Linked DNA regions of Homo sapiens: region 2 is linked to region 1. Evidence: read pairs that join two places in POLR2A ChIA-PET (ENCODE). Cell type or tissue: OCI-LY7. All regions are shown on one strand. Region 1 overlaps MCM6 (minichromosome maintenance complex component 6). Region 2 overlaps DARS1 (aspartyl-tRNA synthetase 1).

Region 1 (2,500 bases):
ATATAAATAATATTAAATTCATCTGATAATAATTATTCCATACTTGAGCTGCTTCAGCTTTTCTTTCCATTTTGTATGTCCCATAAAATTAAGTCCTGCTGAAATCTGAGGGTCCCCTTCATTCTTACTACTGCCATCCATCACCTCTTGCCCAGGTAACTGAAATTGCCTATTACCCTCTGTTAAACCCATCACGGACTTATTCAGTTTGCTTTTAAAAAAAAACACACAGGCTGGGTGCAGTGGCTCACGCCTGTATCCCAGCACTTTGGGAGGCAGAGGCAGGCGGATCACGAAGTCAGGAGATCGAGACCATCCTGGTTTAACACGATGAAACCCTGTCTCTACTAAAAATACAAAAAATTAGCCGGGTGTGGTGGTGGGCACCTGTAGTCCCAGCTACTCGGGAGGCTGAGGCAGGAGAATGGCGTGAACCCAGGAGGCGGAGCTTGCAGTGAGCCGAGATCGCGCCACTGCACTCCAGCCTGGGTGACAGAGAGAGACTGTCTCAAAAAAAAACAAAAAACAAAACAAAACAAACACACACCCACACACACAAACTACCTTCCCACTATATTCCCACTGCTTATTAAGATAGGCTCAAACTCCTCAGCCTAAGATTTAGGGATCCAAGTACCTCCAGGTCTCACATCAAATCATCTCTCAGATGATCTCCAATTTGGCTCCTTTACTTCAATCATGATAATCCTCATTGCTTCCAAGCTAGCCTGTCCTATTCATGCTTTCCTTTCTATGCAGCAAATGGAAATCTTACACTAACAAGTTGCTATTTCTTTAAGTTTTCTTAACTCCAGTTCATAATGACAACCACCACCACCTAGTTACCATTTATTCTTTGACAAATACATCTTGTCAGTCTTAAGGAACTTCCAAGTTACTGAAAGTTAAAACAAATGTATATACTAACAATTATAATTTACATGAACAGTTTTGGGCTTAACTTTGTAGTCATTTTGATGATGCTTAACTTACATAAAAATTGAGTTGAACATTATCTAAATAAGCTATTGCAAGGGCCTAGAAGTGAATTATTATCATAGATGGACTCTGATCTAAACAGATGTTAAATAAATACCTTTTGAAAATCAACAAATCTTGATTTATTTGTATCCAGTAAGAATCTCCTCCTGTTGGCACAAACTGGATTTCGGCAGATGTTTGGCTGTGTGTATTTGAACTGCTGTTCTACATCCCTGATCACTGTCTGACAGTCCAAGCACAGAAAAGTTCCGCTCACAAGCTCTGGGTGAACTGGGTGAGTCCGCACCACCTGCCCACTGATGCGAGTGAGCAAACCAATTCTGGATGAGGTGAGCTCTCGAATCCTGTTTAAAGACAAATGTCCCATTAGTAAACATTCATCTCTTAACTAAGAATCTTTCCATTTTAGTGAGAGGGTATTCAAAGATAATTTATGTTTAAAAAAAAAATTCAAGAGACAAGGTATTCTTTGGACTCTCCTATAAGAATAATTTAGTCAACGTGCCCAATCCTAAATTATATGACGTATATGTATCCAGAACAAAATATATAAATGAACTAAAGGATGCCAAAAAAATGAAAATTAAAATTATAAAACAGAACGGGCTGGGCGCAGTGACTCACACCTGTAATCCCAGCACTTTGGGAGACCAAGGTGGGCGGATCATGAGGTCAAGAGATCAAGACCATCCTGGCCAACATGGCGAAACCCCACCTCTACTAAAAATACAAAAACTAGCCAGTCGTGGTGGCGGGCGCCTGTAATCCCAGCTACTCGGGGAGCCGAGGCAGGAGAATTGTTTGAACCCGGGAGGTGGAGGGTGCAGTGAGCCAAGATCGTGCCACTGCACTCTGGCCTGGGTGACAGAGCAAGACTCTGTCTCAGAAAAAAAAAAAAACAAAAACAGAATGATCCTGTTTTTGTTTTATATGCAAATACTTTTTTGCTTACCCGCAATTTCTAAAAAAAAAAGCATGTGTTACATAATAATCCTATCATGAGAAAAAATTTTGTACTCAAAGTTCAGAAACACTTCCTTTACAAACCCATTTTATGTGAAGTAATTTGGTAATTTTATAATTTCAGTAGTTTAACTTTTCAAAATATCACTTCAATTTTATCCAGTAAATTTATTCTTAAAATAACTGCCAAAGGGGTGTTTGAAAATTATGCATTTAAACCAACAAAAATTTCCAGAGATTCAGGAATTTCTAGAATTTCATATTTTCTCCCTTGATCAATTTTCTCCCAAATTTCCCTAAAAGGCGCCCTAAAATGTGATAATCCTAAAAATTTGCTTCACTCCCTTTACATCTAATCCCATCTCCATAGGAAAATACATTTCTCCAACACTAAACTTTCTGGATAAGTGGGTATAACTCCTACAAAAGTCAACCTTCTACAAAATCTGAATGCAAACCACTATTTTTTCCTCCTGGTATTTTACAGCATCAATTTTATAAGTACTTGTTTTATAATTATTGTGATTATCAATTA
Region 2 (2,500 bases), 110 kb after region 1:
AATAACAGTAAACGATTTTTATATAGTAAAATAATTTTTAAATTCAGAATTTACAAAGAGATCATAATTATTTTTGACAGCTAGCATAAGTACTTGGAACCATCCTGAATAATTCTCAATCTTTGACAACACTGTCTTCTCTATCATGTTCCATGTGCAATTTGCCTCAAGTTTTGTGAACTGTGCTTTCTAAACATATTTTTAAAATCCGTCTATTTCTCTACCATCTTCACTGCCGCCATACTAAACCAAGCTATTGTCTCCCACCTGAACTACAGCAATAGCTTCCTAACTGCAATCCCTGTGTCCCCTTCTAATTCAGTCTCCTTTGAAGTCAGACAGTTTCAAAATGCAAATCTGAACACTTCAATGACTTGTAAGGCCAAACACAGCCTATCCTGCCTAGGACATGGAACTTTTGCCTGCCTGCCACAGTACCTAAGTCAGCTAGTCTCTACCAAGTCTGAACAGTCGCAGTATCCTATTCCCCAGGATGCAGTGACTCTAACTGAGCTAATGCAAGTCTTTCTCTGGGACTAAATATACAGATGCTGGGAATGAAGCTCTCTTTCCTGGGATTGCTGCGCTGACATGGTGCAGGCCCAGGGCTGCAGCTTTCACCTTTCCTGCTATGTTTGCAGGATTCGAGAAGGAGGCCAATATCCTAAAGGAAACAGAGCCAAAAGCTGGAGAGAGAAAGGCCTGTAGATGCTTCCTGAGCCCCAAGATCCAATCATGCTTGATGTCATCTCATACATTTCCCTATCGAGCCTTTTGGCTGTAAGTGAGCCCCAACTATTATGCTCCTAATACTAAACAAAATACTACATTCATCTAGAGTTCCTAAACAGGAAAACAGCTACAAAACAACTGTTATGTAAAGATGTGTATACAACGCAACATTCAACAATCATTTTTGCTACTCTTCTAAATGCAATCATTTGATTAGAGAAAAACATTTAAGTATTAGTTAAATTAAACATAGCAATAGACATGACATTACAATATCGAGAATACCTTTTGAGACATAAAGTCAAATTATAAATACTGTATGTCTTACCGAATTTTTCTAAATGTATTTATAATTTGCCTATTGAAGAAAAGATGCAGCTGCAGAGAGAATCTGATTTACAGGAGAATAAATAACACGGTTCTCATAGCCAAAAGCAAAGAGAATGAAAGAGGAATTTTAAAGCCACTGGCATCACAAGAGGATTTCTGCAAAACACTGCCAACAGACTTTATGAGTTAAGCCAACTTCCAAGTCTGCTGTGTAAACTCAGGCAAAAGAAAGCGTGAAAGAGAAAAGACAGACACATCAGCAGAAGATTTTAAAAGGCAGATTTGAAAATGCCAAGACTGAAAAAGCAATGGCTAACCAAGCAATCACAACTCAAAACCACACAAAACAGAAAAGCAGAAGTCTAAGAGATATGCGATAATTAGGATAATTTTACTAGCACTTTGGAGAAGAAAAAGGGTAATGGCTCTTCTTTCTTGTGGCATGGCAATTAACTAGCATAGGGGTTCTCAACCTTTAATACACCCGAACATACCCGAAGCCCATGCCATACTCACATCACTATGACTGGCTAACCAGTAACAACCAAGGTAGTAGGATTTCAGTTTGAAAACTGCACTTTTAAGAGTCATGGGCATCAGAGTGATTAATGCAGAGAAATGGAAGCAGATGAGAAAGGAAACCACCTTGAGCAAAGAATTGGCATTTTTGCAGAGGTAAAACCAAAGGCCGAATTTTACATACATAGGTTATCTTTCTCTCTAAGTGGAAGAACGCAACTGTCTGTGGATTTGCCAGCAAAAGAACAACAGCAATTATGTTAATGGCTGCTTTGGGCCTATGTTAAAGACCTAAACTCCAGTGAGCTTCTTTGTGTTACAGCTCAAGGAAGTACAGTTGAGAAAGACACCTAACCTGAAAACAAAGTCTCAAGTGTCTCCTCCTGCTTGCCCTGGCAGAGGAATATCATCCCCTATACTCTATTGCTCATAGTCTATTTTACATAGGTTGAGCATTCCTAACCCGAAAACCCGGAATGCTCCCAAATCCAAAACTTTTTGAGTGCTGACATGATGGTCAAAGGAGATGCTCATCGGAGGATTTTGGATTTTCAGATTAGGGATGCTCAAGTGGTAAATATAATGCAAATATTCCAAAGTCCAAAAAAATAAAGTCCAAAACACTTTTGTGGTCTCAAGCATTTTGGCTAAGGGATACTCAACCTGTACTCAATTACTTTATTTCATCTTTATGTTTTGGAAATGATTTTCAGAAATTTTGGCTTTTTTTTTTTTTTGACAGGGTCTCACTCTGTTGCCCAGGCTGAAGTCCAGTGGTGTGATCGTGGCTCACCGCAGCCTTGACCTCACAGGCTCAAGTGATCCTCCCATCAGCCTCCTGAGTAGCTGGGATAAAAGGTGTATGCCACCACGCCTAGCTAATTTTTTTACTTTCTGTAGAGATGGGGTCTCACTATGT

What was found. Peaks named below come from ENCODE experiments on the same cell type or tissue, not always from the same donor. Only the 100,000 strongest peaks of a DNase experiment are listed, where the experiment ranks them.
Region 2: POLR2A ChIA-PET joins it to region 1 with 5 read pairs; 5 of 35 experiments call an interaction of 5 or more read pairs at or near these places.

What each region holds. Positions count from the first base shown.
Region 1 is chr2:135,867,515-135,870,014 of GRCh38, forward strand. MCM6 (minichromosome maintenance complex component 6) reads right to left here. Exons shown (of 17, transcript NM_005915.6): 4 at 1,097-1,346. Among named protein-coding and RNA genes, the nearest start is that of MCM6, 7.7 kb to the right of the region's middle. In OCI-LY7, no CTCF peak of the experiment used is centred here; no DNase peak of the experiment used is centred here.
Region 2 is chr2:135,979,371-135,981,870 of GRCh38, forward strand. The region is part of intron 2 of DARS1 (aspartyl-tRNA synthetase 1); the gene reads right to left. Among named protein-coding and RNA genes, the nearest start is that of DARS1-AS1, 4.6 kb to the right of the region's middle. In OCI-LY7, no CTCF peak of the experiment used is centred here; DNase peaks (open chromatin) are centred at 387 and 1,404; H3K4me3 peaks cover 1,832 bases; H3K27ac peaks cover 2,179 bases.